Linked DNA regions of Homo sapiens: region 1 is linked to region 2. A link is an interaction called in ENCODE POLR2A ChIA-PET data of the cell type or tissue named here. Cell type or tissue: B cell. All regions are shown on one strand. Each heading gives the region's core, and the rest is flanking DNA. Links, peaks and the distances in the headings are about the cores only. Region 1 overlaps SLC35F5 (solute carrier family 35 member F5). Region 2 overlaps ACTR3-AS1 (ACTR3 antisense RNA 1).

The links. ChIA-PET counts read pairs that join two places held together with the same protein. Peaks named below come from ENCODE experiments on the same cell type or tissue, not always from the same donor. Only the 100,000 strongest peaks of a DNase experiment are listed, where the experiment ranks them.
Region 1: POLR2A ChIA-PET joins it to region 2 with 6 read pairs; 4 of 35 experiments call an interaction of 5 or more read pairs at or near these places.

What each region holds. Positions count from the first base shown.
Region 1 is chr2:113,712,329-113,724,357 of GRCh38, reverse strand. SLC35F5 (solute carrier family 35 member F5) reads left to right here. Exons shown (of 16, transcript NM_025181.5): 13 at 1,164-1,254; 14 at 5,050-5,204; 15 at 6,508-6,605; 16 at 9,163-12,029. The coding sequence ends at 6,583. MIR4782 (microRNA 4782) reads left to right here and starts at 2,990; the gene lies at 2,990-3,068. In B cell, for the core only: no CTCF peak of the experiment used is centred there; no DNase peak of the experiment used is centred there.
Region 2 is chr2:113,872,771-113,881,308 of GRCh38, reverse strand. The region is part of intron 1 of ACTR3-AS1 (ACTR3 antisense RNA 1); the gene reads left to right. LOC124906071 (a long non-coding RNA gene) reads left to right here. Exons shown (of 3, transcript XR_007087205.1): 3 at 1,320-2,846. Among named protein-coding and RNA genes, the nearest start is that of ACTR3, 13 kb to the left of the region's middle. In B cell, for the core only: no CTCF peak of the experiment used is centred there; no DNase peak of the experiment used is centred there; H3K27ac peaks cover 812 bases.

The DNA of each region.
Region 1 (12,029 bases), core at 4,917-8,916, 160 kb after region 2:
TTAACCTTAACTATTAACAGATGACAAAAGGCTTTAGCCTTTAGCTAAATTGGATCCACCTTAACAGCTGGATTAAGTCAAACAGGCTTTATAATTCTACCTCCCAGGTTTTTTATTATAGTACTCTGCATGATAAACATCCAAGAACATATGCTGTATTTGACCCCGAATGCTCTTTTCACAGAGCAGCTAAGTAGTGGGAACCACAAGTACTTGTTTCCTTTACCTCATCAATAAGGACTCGTTGTTCAGCCTCTGTTCATTACTTCTAGTGACACTTTATTGAGAGATAGCCCCTTTTATTGCAGGACAGCACTATTAATTCTGACATATACTGAGCTAGATTTTACTTGCCTATAACTTCCATGGATCTGTAGTCCTAACAATATACATTATGGTTTTATCTTGGCTTATAATTCATTTTCTCCTTATATGCCCAAATTATCAGTCTTTATAAATGGCTCATCTGTCTCCATTGGGTATAATATTTTCTTTCAATTCAACAAAATTGTATGCAGATAGATATTTCAAAATTTCATACCCACATTGTTAATTCAAGGTGAAAATAAAGAGCTTACTTAGCTTTTGGTTAGGACAATTGTTAGAAAAATGGAAAACAACAAGAAAATATTTTTTAAGAATATTCAAGTCTTTCTTTTTTTATGCCAAGCCAAATCAAAAGAGTAACACATGATTTTAGTGTTCATGAAGGTGAGATATTTTTGCTTGGTGACAGAATCACATGTTGGCTTATCACTTCCTTAAAGTCTATGTGTGAAGTATTGTCCTGCAATGTTAATAATGCTGTTTTCTTTGTTATCTACAAATCATCACAAAACGGTAATAACTGTTCAACAGTTTTTTAAAAAAATTAATGAAATATAAGCTATACACCCAAAGTTGAATAAGATCTGCAAACAGCTCTTGAAAATAGCATAAAATATTTTGAGCTTTTTATACTTATATATTTGTATTTTTAATATTTGAAGAAAAACTGAGAATCATCTTAATAACTTTATTATATTTTATGTTTCAATCCATCCTAGCCTCTTATCTTTGCTCCTGATCTCACAGGCCTATATTATAGGATAGAAAGTCTTTGTTCAGTGTTTTTCTTTGGTTTAATTTTTTAAATATAGAAATGTATATTTTCTTTTTTTTAGGGGCTGCTTTCTTACCTCATCATTGATAGGCACACTTGCACTAAGCCTTACAATACCTCTGTCCATAATAGCTGACATGTGTATGCAAAAGGTAAGGAAACTATTTATTATTCATAGATATTTTAGGTGTGTTATTAAAACAAACCTAATGAAAGTTGAGATGTGATTAAATTATAAGGATACAAACATAAATAATACTTGATGCTTTCTCTCCCAAGGTGCTTTACTACATAGAAATATAGAAAGTACCGAAGAAATAGATAATTTCCATTTTTAGCTTTTCCATTTTTTTCCCTAAATTTCTAAGTTAAGGGCATCATCTTCATATGTAGTTCTCCAGTTTTTGAGCTGATTCTGTTCCAGATGTTCTTTGGTAAGTCACATTTTATCATACAAGCATTTTAGTTTCTGCGATAAACCCTATCACAGGCTCCTTAACACTGTGCTGAATGAGCAGCACAGGAATCATGCTGTTTGCAGTAAAAGTTAGCCATCTCTCTCTGGACTCAGCAGAGTGGGTATCCCATCCCTTTTCTCTGAAGGCCTAGTATGGATGTGGGGATTCTTGTGATAAATATTGGCAATGCTAACACCGCAGAAAAGAGAATCTGGGATGTTTCTGCCAGCAGCCTAGAAGGGAAGAGTTTATTCAGTGCTCTTGGGTGAAGCAGGAAGAACAGAGGTATGCTGTTGCCCAGCACTGAAAGATGGAGCATAGCCATTTATCACACAGTTCAGTATATGTAGGCATTTAACTTTTAACTGCAACTACTAAGTCACAGAAGTATGTGTGTGTGTGTGTGTGTATGTATGTGTGTTTTAGTCTAATATAATTTGAAGAGGGAAATACTTCAAGGCCCAAAGGCTTATAATGTGTACAAGCAATAATCAAAATTTTAAACCTATTTTTCTCTAGGTCTTAGCCAGGCACAGTGGCTCACGCCTGTAATCCCAGCACTTGGGAGGCCGAGGCAGGCAGATCACTTGAGGTTAGGAGTTCGAGACCAGCCTGGCCAGCATGGTGAAACCCCGTCTCTACTAAAAATACAAAAATTAGCTGGGTGTGATGGCGTGCACCTGTAATCCCAGCTACTTGGGAGGCTGAGGCAGGAGAATCACTTGAACCCGGGAGGCGGAGGTTGCAGTGAGCCAAGATCATGCCACTGCGCTCCAGCCTGGGCAACAGAACAAGACTCCATCTCAAAAAAAAAAAAAAAAAAAAAGATAAAAGCAAAATATGCTTAGTGCTCTATATCCTCTTTATTTATAAAATAATTCTTTACTGATATTTAACTTTGTTTTATGGTCAGTAAATTCTTATTTGTCATGGTTAAAGAACTGAGATTCTTTCCTTAATTGAGAATTAATTATCTTACATAACTTGCATTTTCAAAGAATGTGGATATTCCATATAACACTAACATTGCACATTATTACACATCATTCTTTTATAGATTTAAGTAATATCTAGGCCCTTCTTCATCTTCAGGTCATAATCCTGAATATGAACCAAACTGGTTGTGAAACTGGGAAGGTGCTACTTGTTAGAGGATTTTGGTAGACTACTGTGTAAATCATCTTTATTGTACTGATATTTTAAAAACAAAAGCTTTCGTAGATTGAAAAAAATTGCAGCTTAATGTTCAGGAATTTTTAAGAAAATAGTCACAGGGGACCTAATTGTATTAAATGATTAGTCATTTCATAATTATCATTACAAACAATAATGGTTATAATTTGTTTAATAAAGTATTTTAGGGTAAAGACAAAACGGGGAAATGTATGCACATGCAATTAATTATAAAAACATAACCAAACTTTAACTGATTGCCCAGTTCTGGATATGAAGACAATCAAGAAAAGATTTGGTGTTCTTGATTGTCTTCATATCTAGAACTGGGCAGTCAGTTAAAGGAGCAGGCTGTGTGTTGGTGTCAGGATTGAGGTTAGGGAGATTCCATCTGGAAAAAGCAGCAGTGTGTGTCCAGAACTGTAACACAAACATAAGAGAAATCTACTTTTATAGGGTTTTTAGGTTTAATTAGCTAACTGTATTTATATATAGCTTCTGAAATGTTAGCATTTATTAACATTGTGCTTGAAACAAATTGGTTATTTAAATCTATTTATAATCATTTTATATAATAGAAAGCATCCTTGATCATATTCTATTTGATATTCAGATATATTTAGGAATTAGAAAAAAAAATTTTGTTTACATAGGTAATTTTCTTTGTTGTAATAAATGGCTTCGTTTCTTTTGTCTTAGCTTGTTGGAAATCAAATTAGAAGTTTTTTATTATGAGACAACATATAAACAGCTACATTGTGGAAAGTGAACTTGCCTTCTAAAGTCTTCTAGGGCTTTATCTATCTTTATTAAGTTTGCTTTGATTCAGTTATGAAATAAGGTTTTTAGTTGAATATTCATGAAATAATTCTATCAACTATATCTACATTTTTAATCGCATTATTTATAACTTCTTAATACCTTTTCTGATCTTGGATAATTTAAATGCAGCATGGTTTTTCCTGATTATTAGTCATTCTGGCAAATATTCCAGGAATATGTTAAAATATATTGGTAATTTCATAACTAAATGAAGGCTTTTCAGTTTAATGACTATTCTTTCCGGGGTCTTCTTAGGCTGACTCAGTCATTGTATATGAATACCATAGAAATAGGGCATGCATGTTAAAAATTGTCAGTTATTATTCTTGTGTTATGCATTGTGAGTTCCCTCATAAAAGACATTATGCTCACAAAACTCGTTTACTCTGACTAATGGTGCTATGAAATGGAATAGTATATGTTTTCCACCAGAGGGAGTCTTACCTATGATTCCATGCCCTTTTTTTTTTTTTTTTAATTCTCAAAGAGGGCAAACACAGTTTTCCTTTCCTATTTTATAGATAGAAGTTACTATTTTCATCATTATTTTTAAAGCAAACCTCCTGTGTGTTACACTTAAGTCTCAGTGGTTGATCAGTGTAGGCTTCTTTGACAATCGTTTCTGATCTTTAGCTGAGTCTAGATGGTAAAAGTGAACTAGTGAAAGGGAAGAATGAGTTTTGTTTTGGATGGCATCTCATTATTTTTTATTTTCTTTTTATTTATATATTTGTTTTTCTTATTTTTTTTTCTTTTTGATTTTAATACCTCCACCCTACTTACAGATATTTTTTATTTTCTTGACAACTCTGATAAATGATGGATTGGAGGATCAGACTTGTTGACATCACTGATGAGGCTTGTCTTGTTGCTTGTCTTCTCTGGCTAACATTCCTTAGTAAAAATATTTCTATATTTTTTTCTTTATTTTATTTGGTCATTATTTCATTTTGAGCTTTTTTCATTTATTACTAGATAAGCGAGTTTTGAGTGTCAAATTTGCACTTAATTTGTTTTTGGTACTGTCATAAGGACTGTAGCATACACAGCATACTACAACTGTAACTTTTTACGAAAATATACATTTTTTGAAGATGACTTCAGAAACTGAGGGAGAGAGACCCACTTGAGACTAGGCAGCAAACAGTGAAGAAGAAATGAGCAACATGGTGTGCAGGAGCAAAGTTTCCTACTGTATATCTCTACTCTAAGTGTACAATGCCTATAAATGGAAAGTATGCTTTCTTGGCTTTCCTTTAGCCTATTTTCCAAGCAAGAACTATTGTTGTTGGTAATTTAGGTGCATGGAATAGTAAGTTGAAGTCTTGAATTCTTATTTAATAATAATACACTTAATACATTGTCAGTGTTTAATTTTGTCTTCCCATTGTTCTTATTCCTGCTAGTTTTCACAAATAGAAAACTTACATTGAAGGGGAAAATTGCCTTAATGATAATTGTGGGTGTGTTTTTTCCTCTATCTTTTATTTTTAGGTGCAGTTTTCTTGGTTATTTTTTGCAGGAGCTATCCCTGTATTTTTTTCATTTTTTATTGTAACTCTCCTATGCCATTATAATAATTGGGATCCTGTGATGGTGGGAATCAGAAGAATATTTGCTTTTATATGCAGAAAACATCGAATTCAGAGGTAAGTTTAGTCCCAATACACATTTTTAAAAATAGTGTTTGCTAGATAACTGAGAATTGCATCATGCTGGCCTAGCTTTTAGAGATTTTGTGAGGAATTATTGAAAGATGATAACTTATATGTTACGGCAGATGAAAATAAAATAATTGGTTTAGATCTTTTGGGTAATAAGATTCTTTCTCCTTTCTTTCTTTCTTTCTTCCTTCCTTCCTTTCTTCCTTTCTTTTTCTTTCTTTCTTTCTTTCTTTCTTTCTTTCTTTCTTTCTTTCTTTCTTTCTTTCTTTCTTTTTCTTTCTCTCTCTTTTTCTTTCCTTTTCTTTCCCTCTTTCTTTCTTCTCTTTCTTCTTTTTTTCTCTTTCTTGACAGAGTCTTGCTCTGTAGCCCAGCCTGGAGTGCAATGGCACGATCTCAGCTCACTGCAACCTCTGCCTCCTGGGTTCAAGTGATTCTCCTGCCTCAGCCTCCTGAGTAGCTGGGATTACAGGCATGCACCACCATGCCCAGCTAATTTTTGTATTTTCAGTAGAGGCAGGTTTCACCGTGTTGGCCAGGCTGGCCTTGAATTCCCAACCACAAGTGATTTGCCTGCCTAGTAACTACATTTTTTTAAAAAAAATATGATTCACAGGTAATACCAAAAGGTTTACTGTTTTGCCATAACAAACTTAAATATAGAAAACTTTTATTGGTTTGAACATAATTCATGATAGAATAGTATTGCCTCAGTTTTTCTTTCCAATTTCTTTCTTTTTAAGAATGAAAGCTTTTTACATTTTGCTATAAAAAGAACTTGGTTCCAGTGACTCTGGAGGCTGAGGTGGGAGAATTGCTTGAGGCTAGGAGCTCAAGACCAGCCTGGGCAACATATCAAGACCCTGTCTCTAAGAAAATTAAAAAAAAAATTACCCAGACATGATGGCATATACCTGCAGTCCCAAGCTACTTGGGAGGCTGAGGTAGGAGGATCACTTGAGCCCAGGAATTCAAAGCTGCAGTGAACTATAATAGCACCACTACACTTTAGCCTGGGTGACAAAGTGATACCCTGTCTCTTATTTAAAAAACAAAAAGTGAGACCGTATCTCTTATTTAAAAAACAAAAAGTGAGACCCTATCTCTTATTTAAAAAACAAAAACAAAAAACGCTAACTTGGGACAAGTTCTTGGGAAATTTTATCCTAGTGTTGGTTCTGCCACTGACTTGCATCCTGTCCACATAGCTTCAGGCAATGGAATAAATAAGGTTTGAGGTTCCTTTTCAGCTCTAAAGCTTTCCTTAATTACTGCTTTTTTTTTTCTTAAGAGTTCCAGAAGACAGCGAACAGTGTGAGAGTCTCATTTCTATGCACAGTGTTTCTCAGGAGGATGGAGCTAGTTAGCTGTCTGTTGTCTGTAGCCCAGGTTTGTATGTGAGCTGGGTTTAGTATTGAATAAGGTTCTTATCTGTGTAATATTCAAAGGATTGATTTTCTATAATTAGTTGTTTGAGAGGCAATACAGCCTTAGAGGCTAAAGGGGCTAAAGCCTGGACTCCAGTTCCGTCTTCTCCACATACTAGCTGTGTGGCCCTGTGCAAGGTTCTTAATCTCTTGATGCTCCAGCTTTCTTATTTGTGAAATGGGATTACAGTAGAACCTCCCTTATGAGGGTGTTAAAATAGTAAATACTTGGTAAATATAAAGTATGTATAATAGTGCCTGACTCAAATGATCAGAAAGTTTTAACTCATTTTTATTCATGCTAAGGGTCATTTTATTTAATAATATGCTTTAGAAAAATATTTTTTCTCTGATGATAAAAGAAAAATGTAATATTCTGGTGTACAATATACTGGTTGGAAAATACTAGTCTTTATGTGTCTGTTTTACATAACTGGCACAGTGTTTATCCTCATTCTCTGACATTGCTTTGTCATTTAACAATGCTTCTGGAATTTTTTTCCATTTTTTCCATTTTAAGAAATAGTGTCTTTTATATGTCTTCGATGATAGAGTACATGACATTTAATATTTTGCTGAATGAAAGCTTGAATTAAATGTAACGTACAGATTTTGCAGGTACAAAAGTGATTATTTAGAATGAAAGATCACAAAAAACTACTAGAATTTTTCTAGTTTTTCTAAGACATCTTTAGGCAATTTATATTGAAGTGTTTCTTGATTGCTACTGAGTTTTCCCTCCCTATCTAGAACATTGTACAACTCCTGTCAGTTGTTAACACTTATATTAGGCTTGAAGGTTAAGTTTCATTATCCTCCTGGTAAACTTGCTTCTAACCTACAGCTAATGGTCCTGGTTTTCTGTTTTTCTTTAGTGTGCTGTTTTTAAATCTAGTTTATACCTGCACATGGTTTGAGCTCTAGTTCTCCAAGACTTTTTGTACAAGGCAGTTACCCCTGCCCTTCCCTGCCCTGCTCATCCTGCTTTCATTTTCTTCCCACTCTGAGGAAATTAAACTCTTAGCTGATTCTTTTGGTATTTTCCTTCTTGTCTCCCTAAGTATCATGCTTATGACTTGTGTTTCATGAGTTCTCGGTTTTAGGCATCTTCAGCTGACTTTCCCACTAAGATCAACGAGGACAGATTATTTTCAAGTTGACTCCTCCTCTGCTCCCACCTCATAGGCCTCCTGTCTCCATATCAGTTCTGCCTCCTCATCATCCCTGTGTAGTTGTTGCATAACTTTGGATAGATCTGTAGTCAGTGTTTATATTGTTGTCACTAAAAAATTGTTACTTATGACTGAGCTATGTAGGATTCGTCCTGGTATTTCCCTTATCCAGAGATTCTCTGTTACTACCCTTTTTGGAGAGTAAACCTTAAAGTCTTCTCCTGGGGTAGAGAAAAGGCACTTGGCCAACTGTGAAAAGTAAGAGAGGGCATCTGAGTGTCTGTCTGCTTTTTCTATAGACATTATACCAGTCTTCATGTTTTTAGTTGTTTCTTCACCCCTCCTTACAGAGATATCTGGTCCTGTTTTTCCATTGCTAACCAAGAGTTGGCTGTTATTTTCTCATCTCTCTACTTTTCTTTTTGTCCATGTGGTTTATTCCTTTTAAGAAAAAAATTCCAGGCTGGGCATAGTGACTCATGCCTGTAATCCTAGCATTTTGGGAGGCCAAGGAGGGAGGATAACTTGAGCTCAGGAGTTTGAGACTAGCCTGGGCAACATAGTGAGACCTTATTTCTGTTAAAAAATATATTTTTTTAACCCTTTGTTTCCTTTTTAGTGAGGTTTTGGAGAACAAGTGGAACTAAATATATGTTTATGTGCCATCTTTAAATTTAAAAAAACGTAAACACAATTACAGTAAGTCCTCACTTAACATCATCAGTAGGTTCTTATAAACTGTGACTTTAAGCAAAATTACAGCAAAACTTTTTTTTTTTGCATCAACATTATAACATAACAACACTGAACGAAAAAATGTTATTCGGGGACCTAAAGTCAGTTTCCTAGAACCTATGACATTAAGTGAGGACTTTGTATTCTTGAAAGCTTTTTAATGCTGTAATTTATGCATTATTTTTCTTGGGTATGCTGTGCATTGTTCTCGTACTCACACTTAAACCTACCCATATCCAGCAAGGTTTCAGTATTTTTAGAAGTGAGAGCTGTGTAAAGGAGAGAGTGAAGACTAGGGAGGATGGATTGCAATAGAGTAGAATAGACTGGGCAGGTGACTTTGTCTTTGCAGGAGTAATGGTGGAATATACCAGGAGTACAACTAACTGCTAATACACAGTCTTTAGTGTTGATGTCAGCTTTTGACATTGCTATAGAAGTCACATTCATAAGTTCTTAGTACTCCAAATTTGAGTATCCAGTTATTAAGTATGTATACAGTGAAAATAGGTATTTCAATTTTAAGATAATTTGCTTTTTAAAATGTAAACTATAGAAAACTAAAACTGTGAAATTATAATCTAATCACATTTCTGTGGTTTCTGTTTTTAGCTTGATAATGGAACTATACAGCGAAGAGACAATCTCTGGCAAGTTTTTGTAGAAAAAATGTTTCAGTGCCTAGTCTGAAAAATAACAGTTTGAGTTCTTTGAAACTCTAAAATATATTTTTCTCATACCTGTTTTCTTCATTTTCATAATGAAGCACTTTGCTATGTAGCTGTGTACATATCACTACAGTTATAGGAAGTTTCAGTCTACAGTCCATCCAAAGGACCAACCTGCCTTACACATCTCAAGGAATTCAGCTGTTGAAATCATTTGAACTAATCAAGGAATAAATCCTAATGTTCTGGGACTTTATTTTCACATGTTAAATGCTGGAATATATTATGAAAATGTTTTCAAGAAATCACTTAAGTGTTCATAGACCAGTATTTCTGACAGGTAAAATGCTAAAATAAGCTACCTGTAATAAGTGTGGATTATATTTTTGGGTTTTGTAGAATATTGCAAATTAACCACACAAAAAATGTTTAATTTATGCAACAAGCATGTTTGTGCAAATTTCATGGGACTTTAAAAAGAATAAGTATTTGAGAAAATATCTGGTTCACTTACACTACATTTACTGTATTATTCTTTTATAGCATTAGGTGCCTTGTATTTTAAATCTGTGACAAACCATGGCAAATTTTTAAAGGGGAAGTATTATTATAAAATGAAGAAATATGTATTTCTAAAGGCTATATTGCTGTAAACTTAATTGATAAAGCTCTGTTTAATTTAGAGTTTTGAAGAAATAGTCTCCCTTCAATTAAGAAATTTTCATAATGGAATGATTTAAATTGAAGTGACAAAGAGTATTATTAAAATACAATGTTTATACGTCTATTTGTGTATTGTAGATGTATCAAGTGATTTCTAATTTTTTTCACATATGAATGTGCCAGATTACTCTAGAACTAGATGTCTCTTCTTTAAATAATTTTAGTTTTCCTGAATAAATTTGTAATGGTTAAAGTACCAAGTAAGTAAGGCGAGAAGGGATTCTGTTTTTAAAATCACATCAGAACTTTTCCTCTACTAAGATTATAAATTAAATGTAAAATACTCCTAATTGCAATTCTTAAACTTAGGCCTTACATGTACTTATTATGCAACTGCTCCTGGACTCTATTCACCATAGATATCAGTAAACGTATGTCCCAGGATTCACAGGCTTTTGATTAATCAATATTCTTTTCAAGTTTGCTGTGAAGAGTTTAGTTCTCTTCAAAATTTCTTAACTAATCTGATTTTTAAGAATTCTCTTTGCAGTGTTTAGCTTCCTATTCACATTCTTAAAATTGCTTTGGTGTTACCATGAGTCTAAAATGAAGTTTAGCCTTCCTTTTGTTTCATTCTGAGAACTTCTATATTATATTACCTTTAAAAATTGTTTATGATATTAAATTTAAAATACAAACAGCTCTCTTTTTTTTTTTTTTTTTTTTTAATCATCCAGCCCAAAGTGGCAAAAACAGCTCTTTTCTCATTTGGCACCACCAATAACGCAAGTTAAAAATAATGTTGAGTTTATTATACTTTTGACCTGTTTAGCTCAACAGGGTGAAGGCATGTAAAGAATGTGGACTTCTGAGGAATTTTCTTTTAAAAAGAACATAATGAAGTAACATTTTAATTACTCAAGGACTACTTTTGGTTGAAGTTTATAATCTAGATACCTCTACTTTTTGTTTTTGCTGTTCGACAGTTCACAAAGACCTTCAGCAATTTACAGGGTAAAATCGTTGAAGTAGTGGAGGTGAAACTGAAATTTAAAATTATTCTGTAAATACTATAGGGAAAGAGGCTGAGCTTAGAATCTTTTGGTTGTTCATGTGTTCTGTGCTCTTATCATCACACAGGTCATGTGTTGTTACTCAGGATTCTGGAAGTACTAAGCCGTAGTTAACAGGCTGGATAGATCTTCAGCCAATCTTCTTTCATTATACTGCTGCTTTTCTGTTTCTTAAAAAACAAAAATCAATGAACAACTTCTTCAGAAGGAAGCACCACTGTTCAATTGGTTAACTGAAAGTATGAATCACTGCCGCTTTGCTTGCCCACCTGTTTGCTTTTTCTCACAGGTTTTATTTATCTGAATGATTGTTGCATTTGAATACTGTAGCCATGGTGAGTGAGCAGTTGAAGACTTCCTTTCTGCACCTTCATAGTTAAGGGTTCATCTTCTCAAGAAATAAAGTTGTGCTGGGTTGTTTCAATTCTGTAGATCACCTAGAAACTAGGTAACAAGGCCCTTGGATCACAATGAGCACATTGCAGGTCTTTGGAAATGCTGGGAAGGGGTTACATTCAAGTAACTGCTGACGTCCTTCCTCTCTGTCAGACCCATGTTGGCCTGTAATTATATTTTTCTGAATCTAAAAACAAATAGAAATTTCTGATATCTTTTCAGTCTCCTTCTTTTCTTTCCATTCATCACTTAAATCTCATTATTGTATAACGTTTCAAATTATGACCTGGATTGAAGGAAGTCTGTTTTGTCAGGGACTTTGTTAGGTGAACATCAGAATCTCAACTACAACAAAGCTGAAAAATGAGGCAGCCTTAACAGTAAATGCTTTTGGGCCGGGCGTGGTGGCTCACGCCTGTAGTCCCAGCACTTTGGGAGGCCGAGGCGGGCGGATCACGAGGTCAGGAGATCGAGACCATCCTGGTTAACACAGTGAAACCCCGTCTCTACTAAAAATACAAAGAATTAGCCGGGCGTGGTGGCGGCGCCTGTAGTCCCAGCTGCTCGGGAGGCTGAGGCAGCAGAATGGCGTGAACCCGGGAGGCGGAGCCTGCAGTGAGCCGAGATCGTGCCCCTGCACTCCAGCCTGGGCGACAGCGAGACTCCGTCTCAAAAAAAA
Region 2 (8,538 bases), core at 151-4,150:
ATATGACAGAAAAATAAATCCTTAGTGTTTAAGCCAGTATAATTTGGCATTTTTGGTTATATGCAACTGAATCGAATACTAATTGATAATACCATGTTGTAATGTTAAATATAAAAGGTAAGTTGCTAAGTAAAGCCAGAAGAATATAAACTCAAACGTGTATAGGTGATAGGCCAGTAATACAGAAAGGTGGATGAGTGGCAGTATAAATAGTAGGGATGCAGAGGACATGTTGAATTGGAAAGCCCCTGCAACATTAATAATATTACCATGTGGCCATGTGGATTGAGATCTTCCAGTTTTTCATGTTAAATTTCCCCAGTGTTCTGCAAACAAAACATTTTCCCAGCTGTATCTACATTGCAGCCTATCAGTTTGTGACTTTTGATTTGTACTATGGTCTAATATTTAGAAAAATGGAATAAAAGGGAGAAGGATGGAAGGGAGAAAAGAAGGAAGGGTGGACCAGCACTTCGGGAGGCTGAGGTGGCTGGATTATGAGGTCAGGAGTTTGAGACCAGCCTGGACAATGTGGTGAAACCCCATCTCCACTAAAAATACAAAAATTAGCTGGGCATGGTGGCATATGCCTGTAATCCCAGCTACTCGGGAGGCTGAGGCAGGAGAATCGCTTGAACTCGGGAAGCGGAGGTTGCAGTCAGCCAAGATTGTGCCACTGCACTCCAGCCTGGGTGACAGAGCGAGACTCCATCTCAAAAAAAAAAAAAAAAAGTTATTGTCTGCTGTGTGTTAAACTGGGAGTCTAATGTATAAACATGTGACCTTGCCACTTTGGAGAAATTCCAGGAAATGGTACAAATGGTACCTTGATTTTTTTTTTTTCTTTTTTCCTTTTGAGACAGAGTCTCTTGCTCTGTCACCCAGGCTGGAGCGCAATGGCACAATCTTGGCTGACTGCAACCTCCACTTCCCAAGTTCAAGCGATTCTCCTGCCTCAGCCCCCCGAGCAGCTGGTATTACAGGCATATGCCACCCCACCCAGCTAATTTTTGTATTTTTAGTAGAGACGGGGTTTCACCACGTTGTCCAGGCTGGTCTTGAACTCCTGACCTCATGATCCACCCACCTTGGCCTCCCAAAGTGCTGGGATTACAGGCATGAGCCACCGCGCCCGCCACCTTGATTATTGTTTAAATAAAAGATGAATAAAAGTACATTCTTATTTTTGATTATAATGTGGCCCAATGTATACATTTCACTTAGTGTAGCACATCACATTGTTCTTACTAAAACTATTTCTAGTTTTACACCAGCTCAGATTTTTAAATATTCATTGCTTTTTCCTACTTCTGTCTCAGGCATTGCCATTCTCTTCAAAACATATTTGAAAAATGTCCAGGCTTCTCATCTCTGTGTAAAACTGTTCAGTTTGTTCCAGTGTGACGAGAAGAAATTGGACTGAGCATACTTTTTTGTGAGACATCCATTTTCTTCCTTTGATGAATTTGACAACTTGTGACAATTCTCACATTTTGGAACAAGTCTCCTAATTATAGAAGAAGCTAATAATGATAATATAAGAAATTATAAATTATTTGACTGTTTTCAATTTATCCAAAAGGAAGTTTATCAAACTTTCTCCTCCTACTTTCTGCTCCACCCCACCCCTCAGCCCCGATGCACACGCTGTGCCGTCACAGCACTTATGCCTAGAGAATTATGATCCTTAAATAGCAGTCAACTCTTCTTAAATAGCAGTCAGTTGTTCTAGCAGTGTATCAGTTAGACATTCTAGAATATTTCACAAAATAAGAATTTTGCAGAAGGAACATTATAGCTCCCTAGGTCTAGCAAATGAGGGAACTAGGGTACAGAGAAATTAAGTGACTTAAGATCTCACAACAAACTAGTGGAGTACTTCTACTTAAATATATCTCTAGATACTCATAGAAGGTAAAAGCTACATTGAAAATTCACACAACTCTTCTGGAAAGTGGCAAATTCAATGATGCTGTAAAGTCTGGCATAATATTCTAGTGGTCAAGACACTTTGGGTAGTAAATGAGAGAGGCCAAATTCAAATCAGGCTAAGAATAAAAAGAAATGTTTTCTTTCAAGTGGGTGGAGCTCAAGTAAGTGTAAATTCCAGGGGATAAATTGGATTCAGGCATAGCTGGATGCAAAGGCTCAAAAATGTCATCAGAATCTGCCTCTTTTTCTCTCTTGGTGTTGCTTGCCACTGTGTTGTCCTCATTCTCAGGTAGCTTGACTCACACAGCTACAACAATGGCTTATATCCTAATGGTTGATCAGCCACAGGGCAGAGTACACTTTTCCTCAGTGGTCCAAGCAAAAATCCTGGGGCTCACTCTTACTGGCTGACTTGGATCAGGTGTCCTTCTGGAGCACAACACAGTGACTCCAGGTGGCCAAGCTTGAATCTCATGCCACATCCCTACCACCAGCTCCACTAAAAAGAACCACATGGACAGAAGGGGAGGAGTGGTTACAAAGGGAAAAATAAATGTTTATTACCCAGGGAGGGATAATGAATGTAAGGCAAGCAAAAACGGGAAAAAAAAAAGTCCATTAAAAATTCAATTTACACTATTTACACTCACATTGCACTGTAAACTGATGCAATTAAGAGTCTCATTTCTTGCTTGGTGGTTAGGGATTTATATTTCATTAAAAAAAATACTACCAACATTAAGTAAGGGGATACTTGAAGAAAACAAAGATATGCGATGAAGAAAACTGGGCTTTGCAAAAAAAAAAAAAAAAAAGATGTACTGTGAGTATGTGTGTGTTTATTATATTGTTAGTCCATAAATGAACACAAAGGCAAATGAAAAATAAAAACACTGGACATCTGCCAAACATTACATTAATCTCAATGTTTGATGATTCCATCAGTCCTGCACTGGGGAAAGCAGTCATTATGTTTTTGTGGTAGCATTTGTTTATTTTGGTTTCCATATCATCTCAAATGCTGATGAGCTTGTGCTAGCTACGTGTACTAGTATTTTATTGAAAGGCATATAATTATTTAGTTCATAAAGAGAAGTAGTCTCATACACGGCCAATTCTTTATCATAACTAGCATTCTCTTCATTTGTCCATTCATTCATTCGTTTATATTAAGTGCCAGTTAGGAACTAGGAACAAGGCTGGACTCTAAGGAGATGACTAATTTGCAGCCCCACCCTTTGAAGTCAAAGTACCGTAAAGAGAAACAGGCAAGTAAAAATTAAAGTACACCATGACAAGTGATTAACACAGGGCTTTAGAAGGAGAGGAGGACTCTAAGTTAGAGATCAAAGAAAGCTTCAAAGATGGCTTAGGGAATGCTTTCCAGGGTGGAAAGGAGGTTAAAGGCAATTCTAGAGAAAATAACATACAATGACACAGAGACTTAAAAGAACCCTGGGTGTTTAAGAAATGGGTTACAACTCTGGCTATGACATAGGGTGTGTACAGGGGAAGAGTTGATGTGAATGACTTTGTGTGCTAAGTTTGGACTTTGCCTTGTAATTCTAAAACTCCCTCAGCTGGAACCAGACTGACAGTAAAGAGCCATCTGGATAACTTGTTAAAAATACAGATTGCTCAGACCTCACTTCTAGAAATTTTGATTCAGAGGAATCTGTGTTTTAAAAAAATTTCCAGCTGGGCTCAGTGGCACGCCTATAATCTCAGCTACTTGGGAGACTGCGGCCGGAGGATCACACGAGGTCAAGAGTTTGAGACCAACCTGAGAAACATAGCAAGACCTCGTCTAAAAAAATGAAGAATTTCCTATGTAATTCTGGAGTACATCCAAGTTTGAGAACCACTGTGTGTAGGAAATGAGGATCCGTCAAAGGGTCTTGGGAAAAATAATAACATACTTTGGAAAGAGAGGCCGGGCACGATGCCTCACACCTGAAATCCCAGCACTTTGGGAGGCCGAGGCGGGTGGATCACCTGAGGTCAGGAGTTCGAGACCAGCTTGGCCAATATGGTGAAACCCCACGTCTACTAAAAATACAAAAATTAGCCGGGCTTGGTGGCGTGCACCTGTAATCCCAGACTTTAGGGAGGCTGAGGCAGGAGAATCACTTGAACTTGGGAGGCAGAGGTTGCAGTGAGCCGAGATCATGCCATTGCACTCCAGCCTGGGCAGCAGAGCGAGACTCCGTCTCAAAAAAAAAAAGAGAGCCCTTTTTTCCAGTGGCAAATTGCTTTACAGCATGTCAAAACAGGAGATGGAGAGACCTGATAAACGAGTGTGTGACAGAACAAATCAGAAATGGCGAGCACCTGCACTGTAGCAGAGGCAGTGGGGGTGGAGAGGAGGCGAATGTTCAGAGGCATTTCTGAGAAATGTAATCCACAGGACCAGATGAGCTGTTTGATGTGAAAAGGGGCGGATTTTCATTTGAAAAGGGTGCCTTCGAGAACTGGAAGTGACAGGTAAGCAGGAAGCGTGGCTGTGTCTACAACATATGAATGTTAGCTCAAGGTGGGAGACCAGGCTGGAGCTTGCCATGGCAGGAGGCCAACGCTTGGGGCCTGCCTAGCCAAGAGCCAGAGGCTCAGATCCGGGAACCCTGAGGTTGCAGGCTTGCTGACTACCCTTTGCCTGGGGACACATCCCCTTTGTTCTACCTGTGGCTCCTTGCCAGTAGTCATCTCTCATAGCCCTGTAGTTAGGTTTGGTTTTTTTGTTTGTTTTGTTTGGGGTTTTGAGATAGGGTCTCACTCTCTCGCCCAGATTGGAGTGCAGTGTCGTGATCTCAGCTCACCACAACCTCCACCGCAGGCTCAAGAGATTCTCCTGCCTCAGCCTCCCGAGTAGCTGGGATTACAGGTGCACATACTACCTCCCGGCTAACTTTTGTATTTTTAGTAGTGACAGGATTTTATCATGTTGGCCAGGCTGGTCTCAAACTCCTTGACCTCAGGCGATCCACCCGCCTCGGCCTCCCAAAGTGGTGGGATTACAGGTATGAGCTACCGTGCCCAGCCCCTGTAGTTAGGTTTTATCTCTAATCTATATAACTCCCTGAAGCCAGAACTATGATTTATCTGTACGTTCTGAGACCCTAGCCTAGTGCTGACACATATTTGATGCTCACTAATAATTTCTAGGTGAATGAATTTTATTAATTTCCTAGATAATTACAGCTACCATAGCCTAATTATATCTGAATAGTCCTTTGGCCTCATTTTTTTGTGATAGTTATATACATTTGTATTTCTATAATTCTACATGCTTCCATTATTGCTTTCCAAAATTCACATTTTTGTGAAGAAGAAGAGAGTAAGCAAAAGACATTCCTTCCTCCCAGACATTAATTACTGCAAGATGCCTGTGTAATTAGTGAAACAGGCATCTCCTACATGTGTTAATTTAGATTCCACCAAAAAGTGCTTGATTAACAAAAAAATTTAAAAATTTTCAATTGAATTACTTTAAAACAAGGAATAATTTCCAATTTAGTTATCCAGACAAGTTGTATGGATCCAGACAGATTATTTTTAAATAAGGTGTTATGGGCCAGGCATGGTGGCTCACACCTATAATCCCAGCACTTCGGGAGACCAAGGTGGGTGGATCACCTGAGGTCAGGAGTTTGAGGCCAGCCCGGCCAACACGGAGAAACCCTGTCTCTACTAAAATTACAAAAAATTAGCTGGGCGTGGTGATGCGTGCCTGTAATCCCAGCTACTTGGGAGGCTGAGTCAGGAGAGTCGCTTGAACCCAGGAGGCAGAGGTTGCAGTGAGCTGAGATTGCACCATTGCACTCCAGCCTGGGCAACAAGAGCAAAACTCTGTCTCAAAATAAACAAATAAATAAAAAATAAAGTGTTATTATCATGTCTAAAGTATCTATTTGTCTTTTTCACATATGATGCTACATGGAATAAATTAGAGAAGCTTTACTCAAGCCCCAAAGTAGTCACTACCATGAATGATAAGTAATATAAGGAAGAAAATGTAAGACAAGTTTCTTCACTGTGTATGTGGTTTCATTCTGTTCGTGGATTGGATGATTCCTCTTTCATTAACTTTTCCATTTTCTTTGCCTTTCTTGCAGATAAGTGCCCTCTGTGTACCAAAAAGGAATGTACTGTTTATAGAGACTTCAAATCAGCAGAAAATTCAAATAGTTATAACTTTTCTTTATAATCCATCATGAAAAAGAGTAACGACAAGTAAGCAAACTAATATCAGCTATTTCAATAGTTTCTTTTCCTTTTTTTTCTTTTTGAGACAGAGTCTCGACAGGATGGAGTGCAGTGGTGCAATCTCAGCTCACTGCAACCTCCGCTTCCCGGGTTCAAGCGATTCTCCTGCCTCAGCCTCCTGAATAGGTGGGACTACAGGTGCATGCCACCATGCCCAGCTAATTTTTGTATTTTTAGTAGAGATGGGGTTTCACCATGTTGACCAAGATGGTCTCCATCTCTTGACTCGTGATCCGCCCACCTCGACCTCCCAAAGTGCTGGGATTACAGGCGTGAGCCACCGCGCCCGACCTTTTTTTTTTCTTTTTTTAATAAGTTTTTGTTCTGTCACCCAGACTGGAATGCAGTGGTGTAGTTGTCGCTCACTGCAGCCTCTAACTCCTGGGCTCAAGGGATCCTCCTGCCTCAGCCACCCCAAGTGCTGGGATTACAGGCGTGAGACACTGCACCTGGCCTAAATACAATTTCCAAGCAGATATGACTGTTAACTTACTTTGTTGAACCAAAAAAAACGTAGCTAAGATATTGGCAAAAACTAAGAAAACATCTTTTTTGGATTCTCATGTCTACATTTCAGCCTATTATTTGGAATGAATTCCTACATGTGCATAATGAATTGTACCACTCTAAGCCTATTGACTCTTTGTTACTTCACTGTGTGTGTTTCCTGGATATGGCTGAATTATCCTGAAAACCTATAATTTCCTGTTTCCCTGATCTCCAGGAGACTATTTTATGCTTCTCTACTAATATTTATGATGTGTATATGTTAGTCTCCTGTATTGACTCCACTCCTGTTTATGACCCTCTTCCTGTATACAATACCCGTCATACCTCATTGACCTTGCCCATCCCCTAGTTGTGGCTTCTCTGACCTGCCTTCATCTTTTGCTACCCCAAATCCCGTATAACATACTGTGTGCTAGGCTTAATGTGCTGGTCATTTGCCTGCTTGCTCTCAGATTCATTATTTTTGTCCTTCTCTTACTCTGTCTATGTCACAGGAAGCTGATTCCTGCCAACTGCATTTCCTGGGCTCATTTAACCATGCCCAGAAGGAATTAGGACAATGAAAGATAAAAAGATAAAGGAGCCAACATATCCTCTCCCCTTTGATTCAGACGACTTCTCCACCATCACCTTCTTCACAATGGCCACTTTTCCTCTGCAGTTGGGGTTCTTCTTCCCCAGCAATGGCTCCAGGACTCTGTTAACTCAGCTCCTCCCCAGTTCTAGAGGTAGACGGTAGAGGCTTCCTGCTATTGTTACTCTGGGGTTCCCCTTCTTCTCCAGTTTGGCTTTCCAGCCCTTCCAACTCCTTTGTAACTAGTTCCTGGTATCAAATTCACTTAACTGAACTACCTGACTTCGGCCCTGATGTTTGAGTGGACCCCATCTCACACACTGAGGTTGACAATACTTGGCAAGTTGTTAGGCGAAGAGCAAAACAATAATCATAATCATAGAAGCATTCATGTAGGTATTGCAAGGCTCACATCTCCAAAATGTCCAGTGGAGACATGAAATAATGAATATGTTACATAGTGACAGTCATTTAAAATTTTTCAAAAGCCACTTTCATTTTGTTCTTTTCTTCATTCTTTAGTAATCCCCCATCAATAGAGAAACTATGGGGGAAAGGAGCAGAGTATACAAAGAATGATGCCCACAGTGAGCCCAAAATAGCTCCAAGTGGATTTGCCTGCACGAAAGAAAGATGTAATCAGCACCCAGAGTAGGTAGCGAAACAGTCAACACTGCTGTTCCTCTCAAGACCCCTGCTGCTCTCCCACCAGAAACGTAGTCGCTCTCTGCATTAATTTGATCTTCCCATGACGTGAAAGCATCAATTATAAGTTGTACGATAAGTCAAGCTTATTATATGTAAGAGTCCAGGCCAGGCGCAGTGGCTCACGCCTGTAATCCCAGCACTTTGGGAGGCCAAGGCGGGTGGATCACAAGGTCAGGACCTCGAGACCATCCTGGCTAACATGGTGAAACCCTGTCTCTACTAAACAAAATACAAAAAATTAGCCGGGCGTGGTGGCGGGTGCCTGTAGTCCCAGCTACTTGGGAGGCTGAGGCAGGAGAATGGCGTCAACCCGGGAGGCAGGGCTTGCAGTGAGCTCAGATCACGCCACTGCACTCCAGCCTGGGCGACAAAGCAAGACTCTGTCTCAAAAAAATTAAATAAATAAATAAATAAATAAATAAATAAAGAGTCCAGGGCAGTTGTCAGTGGCCTAAATGACTAAGGAGTGACCCATCTTTTGAGAGAAGCTTTGAAAAATCAGACTTTTGTGCTCTGTAAAGGGTTTTGTGGTTTTATGACCTTGGGCAAGA